2 separate regions of the Mus musculus genome follow, and region 2 is linked to region 1. The links are chromatin loops, found by intact Hi-C in ENCODE. Cell type or tissue: heart. All regions are shown on one strand. Each heading gives the region's core, and the rest is flanking DNA. Links, peaks and the distances in the headings are about the cores only. Region 1 has its middle 5.1 kb from the start of Gm34654. Region 2 overlaps Gm34654 (a long non-coding RNA gene).

Region 1 (9,562 bases), core at 3,874-6,373:
TGAGGAAATTGTAAGAAGGGTAGATGTCATACGACTGAAAACCAAAAGAATGGGATGGGAATAAAGCAATGTAAATAATGATATACAGAGTTCATTTTGTCATTTCAGGCAATAAAATCCCTTAGTGCTATTTTTATTTTCTGTCTTCTTTTTGTATAGTTGGCATAATTTTAGATTTTTGGGATTTTGTAAAAATAATATTTATGTATATTTTATTCAGCATGTGAATGGGCAAAATACTTGCATAAATATTTAGGTGTTTGTTTGCTCTTTTGAGACAAGGTCTCACTATGTAGCTCTGGCTGGTCCTGGAGCTCACTATGTAGACCAGACTGGCTCTGAATCGTAGAGATGCCTGCCTTTGCTATCACACTGGGCATTGTCTGTCTGTCTGTCTGTCTGCCTGTCTGTGACAAGGTATCATGTATCCCAGGCTGGCCTCGGAATTGGTGTCAGTAAGGATAATATTTGACTTTGGTACCTCATGAGTGCTGGGATTCCCAGTGTGCGGAAGCACGTCTGGTTTATGTAGTACCAGGGCTCTAACTAGAGCCCTGCTCATGCTAGGCTAGCACAGCACAGCTGAGCCACATCCCAACCCTGTATTTTTTTTAATGTACATTACAGTTAATAACACGCTTACTTGTGTGTACATGGTGTCCAGTATTTCCCAAAAGCTAACAAATCGACAGTCTGTTTTGTGAAAACTTTTAATTTTTTTCCTCCTTCTCATTGCTTGCTAATAATAAACATCATGAGCTTGTTTTAGAAAAAAAAAAGAGTATGCCTTTCTGAACTATAAATTTCCTCCAATTTTTTTACATCAAAGCCACTGACAAAAACATCTTAACCTAGCTTTACTAATAATCTACATCTCTGAATTCTTTCTTTTGGAAAAGATCAACTGCTATTATTGTAAGTGCCAATGACACTACCCAGTGAGGGGCTGAGACCCCTTCAGAGCCTTCGTCCGACTCACAGATTATGAGGGATGCAGTGACCATGAGGGCAACAAGCAGAGACGCTCCATAACAGCATGAAATTCTCAGGACACCTCGTCCTTGGGCTCTGCCTCTCCAAGGCACACCCACCATAGTTGTGCCAACCAGTGGGCAACCCTCCATGAGTTCTAAAGCTGCTTGCTGTTCCTTTTGCATGGACCTCAACATAACACATCGGGAGGGACACAACCCAGAGGACATCAGTAAGAAAAGTGACTTCCTGTGTTAATGTTGGTTCTCCTGCTCAGCCATGATGGTATCTCTATTTTCTGGGATAGTCTCAGTTTGTTCCAATTCCTCCTAACTTAGTATCTGCCAAATTATGTGTGAATTTGGAGATGAGGATGATGGATTTCTTTGATCATCAATTGGTCTAGAGCAGTGGGTCTTAACCTTTCAAATGCTGTGACCCTTTAATACAGTTCCTCATGTCATGGTGACCCCAAAACATAAAGTTACTTCATTGCTACTTCATAACTGTAATTTTGCCGCTGTTATGAGTCGTAAGGTAAATACCTGATATTTAGGATATCTGATATTCAACTCCAAAGGGGTAACGACCCACAGGTTGAAAACCACTAGTGTGGAGCTTGGATTATATCATAGGCATAAAATATACTTACTCATCTTAAAACTGCTCACTGAGGCTCTCTCACAACATCAGCATCCTGCCCTGGCTTGGGCTTTTATAGAGCTTTTCCAAGGCAGATGTGATGGGAAAGACCATTGAATGACAGATAGCTGCAAGAGGCAATTTAGTCACAGAGAACAGGAAGAGACCCTTGGAAGCTAGAAGTGTGAGGTGCTGTGGAGGAGGAGGATTGACATGGAAGGGAAGAAGGCTTGTCCTTACTTTTTACTGCTGAGAAACGGAAGAAAATAAGTGCGAAGCCAAGGAGATTTAACTTAAGTGTCTGCAGCAGAGAAAGCCACAAAATGGTGTCAGCAACCAGACTCAGCGATCATGTAGCTAAGTGAACACCAACTCAGAGTGAGCAGGGAGCTCTGAATGCAGTGTTGGACACAGGACAACTAAGAGTATCTACAATCGTGTCATACCTATTGCACAAGTGCTGTGCTAAGGATCTGTGTCTATACCATCTTTATAGACTCTTCTGGCTGGGCCAGGTTACTGAAGCTCCACAAAGCCACCAATACCCTGGATCATTATTAAGGTCACTTTTACCCATTACGTCTACCTGCAGAATTTGTTTAGTGTACAAGAGTTCCTCATGATTGCACACACACACCAACCCATCTGAGCACATGGGGAGTTGCATAGAGGTAAGACATCCTTTCCTCCACTCTTGCTCCTACCATCTACCATGCCTTTGCTTTATTTGGATGTGGTAGCAAATGCAATTTGGTAGGTTATTTTAGAGCAGTTATCAGCTATTGCTTAATGCCTGCAACCAAACCTCCAGGAAGTGCTAAACTATTTTAAAGTCACAAAAGACAGGTGACAAAAGACAGGTGACAAAAGACAGATGACTGATAAGAGACTGGAACAAGTTATTGTCCCCTGTTTAATTCTCAGTGCATTCTTGGTAGGATTCTAAACATTTCTATAAAAAGAAAATATTTTTCATTCTCTTTACACACTTCAATAATCTTCTGTTTCATGGAAAACAAATTTCCATTGCTTATATATTATATTTCGATTTGTTAGACATATTTTCATATTAGGACAATGCTTATTTTGTTGTTTTTCCCTGGTTGGCTTACTGAATTCAGCTTCACATAATCTTCTCTGCATGATGTCCTCCAAATTCTAATGCCCAAAATTAACCTGTAACCCTCACCTTCCCAAGGACTAGGTAACCTCCTGGAACACTGGGAGTTGTAGTTTTTAGGAATTAACAATGCCTGTGGGTTTGTCTTTATAAACCCCTGCAATGTGTGTCTCCAGGCCACTTGCCAGGGGCCAGCCCCAGTGTGGTCTTCTTTTTTCTTCTCAGTTCTCCTTAAAGTAGCAGAAGGGGGAAAAGTGTAGGCATAGGGTAAGACTTTTGTCTACTAGATACATAGAGTTGCTGTATAATAATAAAAAGTTTACTTATCTAAGTCTAAGTTACTTTACTAATGTAGCTGACCTGCCTTCTGTGTTCCTCTGAGGCCAGAGACTGCAGTCTCTGGCATTTAGCACCTTATCCTAAAACAGCAGGAGATTAAGTAAAGGATTAATTGCTAAGAGCCTTTTCCCTTTTATCCGGAAGTCTCTTGCTTGTCAGGCTAGGGGAAAGTTTAGTGCAATAAACTTCTATTGAACCAAGAGAAGAGAATCAGTTTTCCCTGAAGGGAAAACTTTTACATAAGCAAATGTGTATAAATTCACATAAATTCATATACATATTCATGCATACACATTTATACACTTCCATTCAAACCAGTTGGTTCCATCTTGTATACATTCTCACAATTACATACTTACACATCTATACTTACATATGCATTTGGATCAAAAGACCAAGCACCAGTGCAGAAAGAACCCACTCGTTCTGGATGAAAAATGAGCTCCAATCTTTATTGCATAAAGAAAGAAAAGGCTTCTACTCTTTTAATGCTAAATGAATTTTTAATTTTGTAAGAAGAAACTTTGTTTCTTTTAATAAGACTAAGTCTGCCTTGTTATTAAGAAAAGACCTGTTCTGTTGCATGGTAAGGAGAAGCCTGCCTGCTCCTTCTGATCTCTGCAGCTTCTTCTTTTTTCCTCTTTCCCTCTGCCTTTCTGCACAGTGCTCTCTTAGTTTTTTATGTTACCTATAGTTTCTAAGTTATTCCACTCTGCATTCTCCTTTTAATCTTGTACTCCTCCTGCTCTGATGTCACAATACTGCTCTTAATCTCAATGCCTTTTCTCCCAAGGCTGTGCCTTTACTTCTAAGTTCTTCTTGAGTTCAGTTCTCTCTAAAAGGTTCTCTTGTGTCCTGACTAAAAACTTACCCTCGTTTCTGTTCTAAAAAGTTCTGTTCAGCTCCGTCTAAAAAGTGTTCTGTCTAAAAAGTTCTCCTCAGCTCAGTTCTGTCTCTTCTCTTTGTCCTCAGCACTTATACATCTTTCAGAATACATGTTCACATGGTAAAAAAAAAAAGTTCATCGCAAGTTTACACATAAATTCAAATCATAAATTGAATAAGAAGTTTACAACAGTGAATGTTTACGTGCACATCCATTAGGAGTAATTATCTGGCTAAACATTCATCATCTGTCACAGATCCACAGGTTCACAGAGAGTTAAAAAACATAACTAAGTTATTAGTGAAGTTTTGTATAAATAAACCCAGTCAATATTTTATCTTCTGCCCTAGCAACTATAATAAATCATAGTTCCCTTTTTATGACCGTTGGTTAATAGTTTTACAACCATTTGGAATGTGCTCTGAGTTGTAGAAACGATTAACTGGTGACACTTAGATTCTTGGCAGAGTTCTTGCCAATTCTTGGCATTGTAGTTTTGACTATCATAAAAGAGCTTAATAAATACTGACAAAATTTTAGGAGTTCTTACAGGATCATCATTAAGAATTAAGAAGTCATCCATTTGTCTATATAGCATCACCACAAGACAATATATCTTCATTGTTCTGCAGAGATCTGCTTAAAAGTGTGGGTCAATACCTAGCGATTGTTATATATGTTTAATAATAACAGAAAAAGCATATTAATAGCAAGAATCTTTGCTAAAATGATTTTCTCCTGGGCCTTGCCTATGGGAGCAAATCTGTCGTGGCTTATTTATTCATCCAATGCAGACTCATCTCAGGAAGCTCACCTGCTAGTTATTAGCTTGTCCTATGATGGCTCCTGACACCCCTAGAGTCTGGCAGTTGCTCAGAGTCCTCAAATCTGATCCTGAATTATCCAGGATATTCAGCTGATCCTGAATCATCCAGTTTTCCACAGACTCGGTCCTGGTCTGCAGGCAAACTGCTCCATCAGAAGAAGCTAGACTTCCCACAGTTGTTACCAATTAGGCCACTCCATTAGTGTACTTCTTTTGTTCGGTATGAAAGGATGGATTTGAAATGAAATAGGCCACACTTAACCACCAGGGTGCAGATTGATGGCCTGAAAGCATTGAAGGGGTTAGAGCTTTGAAACAGGAAAATCTAAATAAAGCATGGTGTCTAGGGAGGGAGAGCATCACCTCTCTTCTGTAGCTCAGGGCTCCTCTCATGTCCACAGCTAGGCAGGCACACAGCCAAGACAGCCTCCTCAGACTTCCATCTTCAGAGGAAAATGGCTCCTCAGACTCCGTGTGCTACTTTGGAAACATTAAGCTGAGTGAACTATGGGGTCATCTAACAGGTTAATGATCCAAATTATTAAACGAGCCATACTAATCTATCCCGTGAGAGCTGTGTCAGCCATCCAACATCTGAAAATGAGGGCACGAGGAGAGAGATGCTGAATGTGTGAGCAGCTTGCACCCCTCACTCGGAAGCTCATGCTCTGACTACAGCAGAGAAGAAAGTATAGCAGGGTCTTCTATACATCTGCTACCCAGGTCTGCGACACATGTACGTATGTGATAAGGTTGTCTCTCTGCTTTCAGAATGCAATATGCTGCATATTAAGCTTTAACTTCTGGGTTTTTTTGCCTACTTTTCTCTTAGCATCATGACTAGCTTGCCTCTGCCAACTGTGTTAATGGCTTCAATTGTGCCCATCCACTCCCTTAAATTCCATTCACAGTCCTGGCACGCTCACACATAACCCTTCTACACTAGTCCCTTAGGCATGACATCATGTTCAGGTTTTCTCAAGGGTATTGTTTAATCTTTAAACTGGAGGGAAAAAAATGGAACCAACAATAGAGTTCTCTGAAACAGGCTTTGATGGTTATCTCAGATAGAGTTGCCATAGACAGCTTAATCTAAAATGAATTCTAAAACCCCCAAAATGAAATGTCATTCCATTCTGGAAAAATGTGTGTCCACCACTAGGAACTGTGCTCAGGCATCACTGAGTCTCATAAATGAAGGAAATTCTGTCTCATAAACACAGTAGAATCCAGACCTCCTGAGGTTAAGCAGGGACCTGAAAGTTGAAGAAAAGAAAATGTCCCTGAAAAAGTAGCTTGTTCTCGTCTTACTGTGTGGGAGGCAGAATACTGAAATGACACACTAGTGACCGTCCTTCCCTCTTGAGCAAGCCTCTGACCTTGGAGTGCAGATAGGACCCAAGAATATGCTTGGTATTATACAATATATAAACAATGCAATTATTACACATGCAAGGTATTAATGGTGCAATTAGGTTCCTTTAAATGGTATAGCTGAGTTTGTTTTATAACTATGTTTAAAAATAATATGAAATTATCTCAACTGTTTCATAGCTTAGTATCTTGGGGTATGTATAGGTTATTGTGCAATGCACAATGTTACAACGCACTCATCTCGTGCTGCATTCAGCCCAGCCAAAGGAGTTCCTTTTTCCCTCCACAGCCTATAGCAGCCATATCCTGCTCTCTGTCTTTGTGAATCTCAGAGTGCTGGGTAACTCGTGTAAGTGAAAGTATTAACAACAGCTTCCTGGTGTTAATTTAGCCTGAAGTTTCACATACTTGTTATAGAACAAGGATCTAACCCGTTCTTAGAATGACCTTTGACTAGGTCATTCTAATTGTTAGAGCTAGTCCACTGGGCTCCATGGAGCCTCTGTTCTGACTAAACTCAAGACTAATCAGCATTTGCTTTCTTTTACCTTCTTATTTTGGGGGGAATGTCTTTTTCTTTCTTTTTTTATTAGATATTTTCTTAATTTACATTTCAAATGTTATCCCCAAAGCCCCCTATACCCTCCCCCTGCCCTGCTCCTCAACCCACCCACTCCTGCTTCTTGGCCCTGGCATTCCCCTGTACTGGGGCATATGATCTTTGCAAGACCAAGGGCCTCTCCTCCCATTGATGGCCGACTAGGCCATCCTCTGCTACATATGCAGCTAGAGACTCAACTCTGGGGTGGGGGTGGGTACTGGTTAGTTCATATTGTTGTTCCTCCTATAGGGTTGCAGATCCCTTGGTACTTTCTCTAGCTCCTTCATTAGGGGCCCTGTGTGTGTGTGTGTGGGGGGGGACTCTTTATATTTGTAAGTAGGTAATATGAATACATAGTTCATAATGAAATATATAGCAAGATATTTAGTCAAAATCTTTTTATTATTGTTGTTTTCCTCTGTTTTTGTTCTTGCCTGCTTTGCCTCTCTCTTCCCCAGGGAATCTCTGCTGTCAACATCTCCATATTCTTCCCAGTGGTTTTAAAATGAAAGTACATGAAAAAAATTGCTAATGACTCTCATTACCCTATATTCTCATCTTCAATCATTTTTAGAACGTTTAATTGCAGAACTGGATGCTAAGAATTAAAATCATATTACCTTGGCTCTTTTGGACTGGATGCAAGTAGGTAGTATATACATAGGTGTGTGTGTGTGTGTGTGTGTGTGTGTGTGTGTGTGTGTGTTGCTAGAGTCAAGCCCAAGAGCCTCCAAACCACACCCAACTCTCCATATGGGCTATAAACTAAGGGGTTATGTGGTGGTTCGCAGGAGTTTCCTTTGATACATGCATGGCTTTTGACCCTTCTTCCCACTCTGCATGCTACTGACCTCAAAACTCCAAATAGATGCTGCATTATGCTCTCAAAAAGAATAGTGCTGTGCTCAAGCTGGAGGGACAATGACCTACAGGGAAATGAACTCCTTGAGTGGGTCATGGATCATAAATCCCATCTCAAGTCTGGACTGTCTGCCTCAAACATTTACAGGAAAAAAAATACACACCCATCTTTCAAAATCTCTGATTCTTCTCTCAGTCTCTTTTTTTCTCTGTCTGTCTCTGTCTTTTCCCCTGCTGTGTGTGTGTGAGAGAGAGAGGGGGGTGCAAGGGGGAGGGATAGAGAGAGGTTTAGATATCTATCTGCCATGATGACGGTATTCCACTGCCTTTGGGAAGAATTCTTTGTCCACTGCTGTGTACACAGCATAGCTGGCCTGAGAACTTCTGGGTTTCTCCTGTCTTCATTTCCGATCTGGTCATGAGAGCACAGGCACTCACTGCTTTACCAGGCTTTATAAGGGACCAGGAGATCAGAACTCAGGTCCACAGCCTTGTATAGCAGGTATTTTAGCTGCCGATCCATCTCCTCAGCCCAAATCACTGTTCCTTTACATTCTTTTCGTATATCACCACTTACCTCAAAACCAAATACCTAATACAAAATTTAAGAAAATAAAATATATTTTTCATAATTTTTTTTGCAAATAATAAAGCACTGTACATTCTGCTATTACACAGCTTTGTATTGGTTTCCGGCTTTGCGTGTGTCTGTCCATTTTTGTGCTGTCCACGAGGACAGAGCAGAAAGCACACTAGAAACAGGATTGTTTATAAAGGTTTACACAGGATTTGAAGAAACTGGTAAAAGATGGTAGAAAACTCCAGGGCTAGCAACTAGGGGAGCCAGCCACACCTTCAGAGCTAAATATGTAAGTAGATGGACTCCTACAGGGCCCAGATGTCTGCCTGTGCAGAACATGGTAACAAACAGCATCAGGGCCACCGCACAGGAAAACACAGGGCTGCCTCTTCTTTGCCTCTCTCTGGTCTCTCAGTGATGCCTCATACTGGCTCAATGTAGTCAGAAGCCAGACAGTGAGGGAGCGTCAGTGCTGGGGTCCAAGTTGGCCTCTTTCAGCCCAGGACAAGATGGAAAAAAGGGCAGGTTGAGTCTGAAGTGAAAAGCAGATACCTTCTTTCTATACTAACATCACTTTTCCCCTTAGAATAAGAACCTGTGGTGGTTTGAACATGAATGGCCCTCATAGATTCATGTGTTTGAATGCTTGGCCCATGGGGAGTGGCACTATTAGGAGGTATGGCCTTATTGGAGTGGGTGTGGCCTTGTTGGAGGAAGTGTGTCACTGTGGAGGCAGGCTTTGAAGTCTCCCGTTTTCAAGCTCTGTCCAGTAAGGCACGTAGTCTCCTTCAGCTGCCTGTGGATCAAGATGTAGAACTGTCGGCTCCTCCAGCACCACGTCTGCCTGGACCATGCCATGCTTCCTGCCATGATGATAATGAACTAAACCTCTGAAACCATAAGCCAGCTGAAATTAAATGTTTTCTTTTCTAAGAGTTGCTGTGGTCATCATGTCTCTTCAGAGCAACAGAACCCTAACTAAGACAGGACCTATGTCTCCAGTGCAGAGAGCATTACAGACTCAATGGTTACGTTCACACTATAATACATTCAATCTTATTCCAAAGCATTCGTTATATCACTGTTCATTTCACATAAAATGGAGACCTAAGAATGTGATGAACACTTATCAAACTCTCAAACTCTTCTTTTTCAAATGGGCATTTGGAGTCTTAAATTCATATGGAAATACAGAAGACTCCAAATAGCACCCCTTCTAAAATCAAAAGCCCTGAGAAAAGGAGCAAAAACTGAGTACTCAGATTTTCTGGGGCTTTTATTATTTTTTATTTACATTTCAAATGTTATCCTCTTTCCTGGTTTCCCCTCCTCCTGGAAACCCCCTATCTGATTCCATCTCC
Region 2 (9,562 bases), core at 3,083-5,582, 50 kb before region 1:
GAAAGCACCCCTATGCCCTGAACCATCTACATCCCCATTTTCTTTATTCACTTATAAGTGGGGTGAGGTTGTTTGTTTGGTTTGTTTTTTTTGGGGGGGGGTGTGGGTTGGTTTTGGTTTTGGTTTGGTTGTTGCTGTTTCTGATGTTTTTCTTTGCTTTGTTTTAAGACAGGTTCTTACTGTGTATTGCCCCAGAACTCACAGAGCTCTGCGGGCCTCTGCCCTCCCTGCACCACCACACCTGGCTGTTGTCAGTGTTCACTTGGAGTTTTCTCTTTGGCTGGGTGTTTATTTAGAAGTGTTTAGCCTAATTTCAAAATCTTTGAGCATTTTTCTAGATAATTATTCTTGATGTCTAGCATAATTTCTCTGCTCACAAAAGATTCTGAATTATCTCAGTGCTTTGCAGTTTTTAAAAACCTCTTTAATAGCTCATCATCTGGCCTTTCATGGAAAATATTCTGTATTCACTTCCATACAATGTCCACTTGGCACCTTCAGTGGGGGGATCTTCGTTGGCAATGTGCAGATTTTTCTATACTCGTATTCTTGTTTTTCTTTCAATACCTGGGGTGATGTGTCCAAGGTGACTGGGGTTGTCTTCTCCACTTTGGTTTTTCCAACGAACCTGAGTTCTGTGCTTGGCTGCCTTGGCCTCTAGGGTTGAAATGCACTTTCTCAGTCAATTGCACTGCAGTTGACTGTAACAGCATCCTCTCTCTCTCTCTCTCTCTCTCTCTCTCTCTCTCTCTCTCTCTCTCTCCCTCTCCATTTCTGCTTTGGTCTTTACCTTGATTAATATAGTCACATAAGCTCTCTTTAGATGATATTTTCATGATATCATCTCATCTCTCCAGATGGCACTTTCATAACTTGTCTTCCATTCTTCTATATACCTATTTGGTTTTCTAACTAAGCTACATCCCTTAAAACCTCTCATCACTAGGCCTTAACTTGTAAAATATTTTAACTGCAGTTATTTCATCTGTGGGCATTTATGGTTTGGCCAGGCCTAGGTACATCAACCTCTTAGGTTTGTTTGTTTGTTTGTTTGTTTGTTTGTTTGTTTGTTTCCTGGTCCTTTTGTGCACATTTCTTCCTGGTTTGGGCTATGTGATCTTCTCATCACTATTAGCTTGTTCGTTTCTGCTAAAGGTCCATCTTTACATACTTCTCAGTGATCATAGTGCACATTTCTAACATATCACAGAGAGGCATGGATCTGCACTGTCACGGTTCATGTGTGCTGTAAGAGTCACCTAAGAGTCTTCATAGGAGTCAATAAGTCTTCAAATCATAAGAGTTTGTGTACTCTTTGGTCACCAATCTTTGGGTGGTGGCTTTTACTGAAGTGGGTGATGTTGCTCACAATCCAATGTTGGTACTTTAGACTAAAAATTAAACACCCAAGGTCTTTGTATCTCACATATGTGAAGAGCTAGCAATAGTGGTTGCTCACAAAAAAAAACTCATTAGCAAACAGCAGTTCGGTTATAAGATGTTTGAAAAATATGAAGAAATATTTTACCAAGCAGGTAAAGACACTGGACAGATAAGCACATGAAAAGCCACTCAATGCTACTAGCTACTAGGGAAAGACAAAAGGACATGGCACAATAGATGTTATTACAACTTACCAGGAATGCTGAAATAAAAAAAAAAATAGTGTAGCTACATTGCTGGTGAGGACAACGATAACAGCTACTCTGGGAAACAGTTTGAGAGTTTCTGATGCTAAGCATGTAATTACCATTCCACCCAGATGCTGTACTGTAGGTCATTTGTCCCAAAGAAACGAAAACTCCTGTTTGTACAAAGACATGTTTGTAGCGGCTTTATTCCTAGCAGCCAAACTGAAGAAGCGACTCAGCTATCCTTCAAGCAAACAGCGGTACATCTGTATCATCTAAGATGAGGTAGTAATCTCATAAACGGGATGAAGTATTGATCTGAGCAGCTATCTTAGATGAGTCCCTAGGGAATCAATGCCAAGACAACAAAGCCCTGTGCCAGTCAGGTTCCTCAAGTTTCAGGACATCGGGGACAGAGAGGAGGGATTAGTGTGGTTAGAATAGGTGGGTCAGTGCAAGAGATGCCGTGGATGATGGAGCTGCTCAGTGAGTTGACTAGGATTGTGACTACAGGAGCCTACACAAATGACAGATCCATGTGTGATAATAACACACAAAGAACAGTCCAGATGAGACTCGGGGAGCCCGCAGATGATACTGTACAGTCTGGCCAGCCATGTACATTGGAGACAAATGATAAAGGGTGCATGGGGTTTTTTTGTATTACTTTCTATAGTTGGATTCATCTACAATTATCTCTGCTGACATTCACACTGGTTAACGAGTGATGTGCAATTCTTGATGCTTGACACACATCATTTCATTGATCTTCACCACAGCCTTCTGCAATAAGGTGTCGCTATTTCCATTGCTGAGATGGGGACTAATACATCGCTGGATGAAGTATCTTTGTAACTAGTCCAGTCGAAGGCGATATGGACTGGTGACCATTGGTGATATCTTGATGCTGCATAAAGAACACTGGATGATTTGTGGAAAATCTTAGGTTCTAGTCACCCTTCCACTGGCTCACATTTTAATTTGAAAGTGACTTAAACACCCGGTTGGTTGCTCCATGGGGGGAGAGGAGAAGGAGTGTACTTTTTATGATTCTCTGATTCCAAAGGATCAAGCAATGAAAATATGATTTCATCCCCACCTTGGCAATTAGCATCAATGTTGGTGCTGTTACTTGTTTCTTCCGACTTCCCAGGGGTCTCAGGAGCATCCTCTCTAGCAGCAGGTTGGGTGCTGACTTCACTGGGTTTTGAGCAAGTTTACCCGCAACACTTTTCGTCATGCATAAGGTTGCCCAAAGGCAAAGTCAGTGTCAGATAATAGCAACAAAGCAGTCCTTCACTGAATAATTTCCAAATACCAATGACTGAGACAGTCTGTGTCACTTAATCAAGACAAAACGTAGTGAAATGAATTGTCAGTGGTGCGTGTGTGTGTGTGTGTGTGTGTGTGTGTGTGTGTGTGTGCATGACATGCCAACCCAGGGCCTCAGTCAGAGCTCTACTGCTGAGCTGGAGATATCCCAGAGGGTCACTACATTTGTGGCTTAGAAGACTGAAATGTCTGGTCTGTAGGTTAAATCAGGCTAGTAGTCTTCCATTGCTTTGAGAAACACAGAGAAAACCCACTCAGATTCTTTGGGCCTGTAGATTCACAGGGTTCCATCCACTTTGTTTCTGGGCCATCATGAGACAGCATCATGGCTGGGCATGTGCTAGAGCAAAGCCACTCACCTGGTGACAGGCAGAAGGTGGCCCTCTCTCCAAGCAGGGGTGAAGAGAGACATAGCCTTCAGTGGCCCTCTCCCTAGCAGGGGTGAGGGGAGACATAGCCTTCAGTGGCACTCTCCCCGAGCAGGGGTGAGGGGAGACATAGCCTTCAGTGGCACTCTCCCGAGCAGGGGTGAAGGGAGACATAGTCTTCAGTGGCACTCTCCCCGAGCAGGGGTGAGGGGAGACATAGCCTTCAGTGGCACTCTCCCGAGCAGGGGTGAGGGGAGATGGAGCACTCTCTCTTTATGTAGCCTACTTCCTCCAGGGAGGGCCTATATGCTAATAGCCCTTATCTATGAACTTACCGACAGACTCACCTACTTTCTGTAGATGAGTTTAGAACATTCCTGATCTATTCACCTCACTGGGCCCCACTCTAAGCATTACTGCATTTGGGAGTCAAGCCTTCACTATATGGATCTTTGGAGACTCTTCCTATTTAAAGTCCTTCAGACACACCTGCTGAAGCTATCTACCCCTCCAGAGCCTTTCCACAGGCAGGTTGTGTCCTTATGGTTTTTGATAAATTATAACTTTCATAGTACTTGAGTTGAACGACATAACGTAAAATTAACGTGCTCACTTTCACTTCTGAACGTGGACATTAGAGACGAGAACAAAGCTTTCTAAGTACCTTGAAATTCCAGCAGTGCCCCCATGGTGGCGGTATAACACCACCATGTCAATATGCCTGCAGTCTTCCAGGCTCAGGACCTCACCTACAGGCAAAGGCACAAACTCCAGAACCCAGGGAACCGCAAAATCAGGTTACTCTGAAGGAGACAAAGGGTCTCATGCATCTGGGTTAATAACCTTAGAAACAAAGAAACACAACTCACTTTCCAGACAGAGGAAACAGTTTCTTACAGGGACACAAAGCGTCTACTTGGTGAGAGCGCCCTTTTCATAAGTACTGGACAGCAGCCAGCAGCAAACACAATAGCCCTGTCTACAAATGTTTTTCCCATTTCCTCGGCCCCCTGAAAGCAAGCATTTGAGAATAAATAGTTCAGTTCTCCTTTCCTGGATGGCCCCTATGGCTGTAAACAAAAGGACAACTGGACCATAGAAATGTCACATATTTGTCTTGGCTGTGTATGACCTTATGAGCCCCTGCCTGGGAATTACACTAACAGCCAAAAAACATGATTCAGTCAAGGTTCTCAAAGTGCTTTATGGAGAGTAATGAACATACCTCTGGAACCCTAAACATACCAGGCCATAAGCATTTACTGAGTTATAGCCAAGTCCAATAGTCACTCAGCGCAAGTTGGGTCTTTGTTGTTGTAGTGGTTTGATTCTACACACACACACACACACACACACACACATACACACACACACGTTTTTTATTAGATATTTTCTCATTTACATTTCAAATGCTATCCCAAAAGTCCCCTATACCCTCCCCCCCGCTCTGCTCCCCTACCCATTTAATCTCACTTCTCGGCCCTGGCGTTCCCCTGTACTGGAGCATATAAAGTTTGCAATACCAAGGAACTTCTCTTCCCAATGATGGCTGACTAGGCCATCTTCTGATACATATGTAGCTAGAGACACGAGCTCCGGGGTACTGATTAGTTCATATTGTTGTTCCACCTATAGGGTTGCAGACCCCTTCAGCTCCTTGGGTACTTTCTCTAGCTCCTATATTGGGGGCCCTGTGTTCCATCCAATAGATGACTGTGAGCATCCACTTCTGTATTTTCCAGGCACTGGCATAGCCTCATAGGAGACAGCTATACCAGGGTTCCTTAAGCAAAATCTTGCTGGCATATGCAATAGTGCCTGCATTTGGTGGCTGATTCTTTAGCAATTGGAACCATTTACTGATCAACAGAATTAGCTTCCATAGGTCTTCCTTTTACCCCATGACTCTTGGACATGGCTGGCTAGACTAGAGGCAAATGCTTAACGCAGGAGAGGCACCTCAGAGCCACTGAGGGTCTGGCCTTTGAGAGTCAGCTAGCACACAGGCACGGGATACTACTTCCAGCAATGGGGAGATGTTAGGGAGATAAACTCAGGACTCCTGAGGCTGAGGTCAGGGTTGTCCAACTGTCCTTATATTCTAAAGGGCTGACAAATGTCCTACCCAATAAATCCGAAACTTAGTGTAAACTTACTTCAAGTGAGTGTCTGCTACATGCATGTCCTGACAAAGACATCATCTTTTGGTACAAAGTTCAATGGGTATATATATATATCTATATATAGATATATATATACCTCACAGAATCTTCCTTGCTATCAAAATGAATAGATTCTCTGGAATTCAAACCTACTCTGTGACCCCGTTTTCCCTCTTGTTCCCCCATAAACATGGAAATGATAACACATACGTGATGAAGTCATTCAAGCAGGAAGTGTTGCTCTGGCTGGGTGCCCAGCAGAAGGTGCTCAGTTAACATGAGCCTCAGCCCTGCCTGCATCATTCCTATAAGGAAAAAGAAACAGCCAGGTTAACACACTCCCTGGGGTCTGGAGCAAGCAATGGTGACTATTCTTGAACAAAAGGCATGAGGACCGCGAGGCCGAAGTCCTTTTCTGCGGAGAAAGGGTGTCCTTCATTGTTTGAAGCCAATGCTACATAGGAGAAAGTCCTAGGGGGACCAGAGGCCAGTCGCTAGAGAGTAGGAATGCAAAGCAAATATATCCCTCCTAGACAAGCCTTACTGCTACTGGTCTCTCCGGGGTGGGGAAAATGTCCACCTCATCAACTCAGTATTGTGAAGACATAGAAGCCTGGTGTGTGTGCACACGTTTGCAATGAAGTCAGTGAGGATGGCAAACAGAAAAGCTCTGCTAATGGGAAAGTCAAAGTGGATCCCAGGAGTCAAGTCCCCGCTCCTTTTTACCTGTGGGCATCTTGTGCTTCTCGCTCATGGCCTCTGTGGGCTTCTGTGGAGTCTCCAAAGAGAATCACCATCTCATGGTCACATGACATTGCTCTCTCCCCGTCTCATCATTCAGAGGAGGTGGATGCTGCCATGTTTGTTGCCAGTGTGCTTAGAAGCGACGCAGCATCAGAGTGTTCAGCAATAGATACAAATTGAAAAAAAAAAAAGATTGTGCTATATTTAATTGATATAATAATGAGTGTAATATATTGTATTATGCTACACTGCTAACAGCACACATTGCTACCCTAGCCAGTTTTCACTGCACTAACATGGCAGTGCAGAAAAGCAGACTGACTCCATCTGATGAGCATCATTTTGGCAGTAGCTGTAGCAGCCCTGGGCTGGTAGGGGTCCCGAGAAACCAACTTTGCAGGCTACCTGGAGGAGTAGCTGAAATGGCCACAAGGCTGTATCTGTTCTTTTTAGCTCTCCAGGTTTTATTAGATGGATTCTTCAGGGAGGAAAAAAGAATGCTACGTCCTTGAAACTGTCAGATCCAGCCGTAACAGGCTTTCCCATGGTCTAGCAGCCATGGAGTTGTGTCCAAGATCCATGGAGAGCATAGAAGAGCTATTTCTTCAAAGCCCTTCAGAACAGGGGAGCACTGAAGTCCTTCAAAAATGAAAAGTAAGATTATTGCATGATTCAACATATCGAATTCTGCACATACCCTCTAAGAACTGAAAGCATGGCCTCAAGATGTATTTATACAGCGCAACATCATTCACACTTGTGAGAGTTAGGGTAACACAAATGTCCAACAACAGACCAACTGGGGTGGGGGGAGATGGAATATTACACACAGTGGAATATTGGGTAACTTTTAAAAAGAAGAAAATTCTGATCAGTTTTAAAGCATGAATGAATCTTGAAGACAGTGTGCTGTTAAATATGCAGTCACAAAAGAACAAATACTGTATTGTCCGACTTATATAACGTAGAGAGCAGTCAAATTCATAGACAGAAAGTGAATGGTAGTTGCCAGGAACTGTGGGAAGAAAGAATGGGAAGTTGTTGAATGAGTCCAGGATTTCAGTTCTGTGAGATGGAAATTGGTTGAACAACGTTATAAATGTACTTCACTTCAGAGCTGTGCACTTAGGCATTGTTAGTGAGGATGTAAAAATGGCTAAAGTGATAAACTTAGGTTTTATATGTGTTTTACCACTTAAAGATAAAAATACATAGTTAAAATATTTTAAAGAAAGGACCGCAATGAACACATGGAACAACATAAACTCACACAACATAAAGCAAAGGCTCAAGTGGGATTGATTTTCACAGAAAATGCTGGCTGTGATGAAGCAGAAGGGAAGTTCCCCCACTTTAAAGCACAATGCCAATTGCTTGTATTTAGATCTAGTCCCACCGTTATTTATAATAAAGAAAATTAGAGCCAGGCCTGGTGGCACACCGACCTGTAATCCCACCACTAGAGAGGCAGAGGCAGGTAGATCTCTGTGAGTCTGACATAAGCTTAGTTTACAAAGAGAGTTCCAGGACAGCTAGTGCTACCTAGAGAAACCTTTTCTTGAAAAACCAACCAACCAATCAATAAATCAATAATTAGGAAAGAGAGAAAGGAAGAAAGAAAGAACGAGAGAGAGAGAGAGAGAGAGAGAAAGAGAGAGAGGAAGGAAGGAAGGAAGGAAGGAAGGAAGGAAGGAAGGAAGGAAGAAAGAAAGAAAGGAGTTACAGAGACAAAGTTTGGAGCTGAGACAAAAGGATGGACCATCTAGAGATTGCCATATCCAGGGATCCATCCCATAATCAGCCTCCAAACGCTGACACCATTGCATACACTAGCAAGATTTTGCTGATAGGACCCTGATATAGCTGTCTCTTTTGAGACTACGCCGGGGCCTAGGAAACACATAAGTGGATGCTCACAGTCAGCTATTGGATGGATCACAGGGCCCCCAACGGAGGAGCTAGAGAAAATACCCAAGGAGCTAAAGGGATCTGCAACCCTATAGGTGGAACAACATTATGAACTAACCAGTACCCCGGAGCTCTTGACTCTAGCTGCATATGTATCAAAAGATGGCCTAGTCGGCCATCACTGGAAAGAGAGTCCCATTGGTCAGGCAAACTTTATATGCCCCAGTACAGGGGAACGCCAGGGCCAAAAAGTGGGAGTGGGTGGGTAGGGGAGTGGGGGGGAGGATATGGGGGACTTTTGGGATAGCATTGGAAATGTAAATGAGAAAAATACCTAAAAAAAAAAAGAGAGAGACATGGAGCACTTAGACAGAATTCATGAGGCCTTTCGTTCAATGCCTGGTAGTGGTAAATCATTAGTAATAAAAAAATAATATAATAATAATAATAAACATGTTACCTATTCTAAAAAAAGAAAGAAAGAGAGAGAGAGAGAGAGAGAGAAAGAAAGAAAGAAAGAAAGAAAGAAAGAAAGAAAGAAAATTAAACAGCCCAAAGCTTAGTAAGAAATAAATTCTGTGGGTGCTCTATGATAGAACACCCTTCATGTAGACTGTTAGAAACTATTTTTCCAAACAACTTCTAATGTCATGAGAAAATTGTTGATGCACTGTTAGTACATGAGCTAGGGTTAAAATGTCATACATACTATATAATATCTGTTCATGTATATGCCAAATGCACACTGAAGCAGAGCAGGATACTGGATGATTGCGCCAGGGCTTCTGCAGAAGATCCTGTTCACACTAGGGCTGCTAGCCAACGGTTGCCAGTGAGTGGACACTGTGGCTAGGAGCAATGCCATCCCTTTCAGTTCCCAAGTTGATTCCCATATGGCTTAAACTCTAGTTACAGGGCATAATCTCATTACTGTCTCACACACACACACACACACACAGAGAGAGAGAGAGAGAGAGAGAGAGAGAGAGAGAGAGAGAGAAAGAGAGAGAGAGAGAGAGGGAGAGAGAGAGAGAGAGAGTACTTGTGAACCTGACCTTATTTGGAAACAGGTTTTTTTAGGTATAACTAAGTTAAGGGCTCTAAATCCAATGTCTACTGGCTACCAATGACTTTTCCATCAGGGTTTGCTGTGTTTTGTGTTGTTGTTGTTGTTGTTAATATTGGAGGCATACAGACACACAATGAGAGAGGCCATGGAAGCCAAGACTGATAGAAGCTGAGTATGTATCTCTAGATACCACCAGGAATGAGAAGAAGCTAGAGAATTTGTCTGTGTGGCTTCAAAGGAACATGTCCTGCCGGTGCCTTGGTTTTCCACTGTTCCTCTCCAACCAGGAGAGAGTAGCGTTCTGCAATTTGAAGACCCCTAGCTTGGTGTATTTTGCTACAGCGGACC

The links. A loop is a pair of places that touch in the nucleus more often than their neighbours do. Peaks named below come from ENCODE experiments on the same cell type or tissue, not always from the same donor. Only the 100,000 strongest peaks of a DNase experiment are listed, where the experiment ranks them.
Region 2: it touches region 1 in a loop (2.1-fold over the local background); 2 of 42 quality-filtered maps call a loop at or near these places.

What each region holds. Positions count from the first base shown.
Region 1 is chr9:77,852,178-77,861,739 of GRCm38, forward strand. No RefSeq gene overlaps it. Among named protein-coding and RNA genes, the nearest start is that of Gm34654, 5.1 kb to the left of the region's middle. In heart, for the core only: no CTCF peak of the experiment used is centred there; no DNase peak of the experiment used is centred there.
Region 2 is chr9:77,802,932-77,812,493 of GRCm38, forward strand. Gm34654 (a long non-coding RNA gene) reads right to left here. Exons shown (of 5, transcript XR_379642.4): 2 at 6,220-6,369; 3 at 5,704-5,798; 4 at 3,996-4,174. Among named protein-coding and RNA genes, the nearest start is that of Gm34654, 44 kb to the right of the region's middle. In heart, for the core only: a CTCF peak has its summit at 4,034; a DNase peak (open chromatin) is centred at 4,280; H3K4me3 peaks cover 556 bases; H3K27ac peaks cover 541 bases.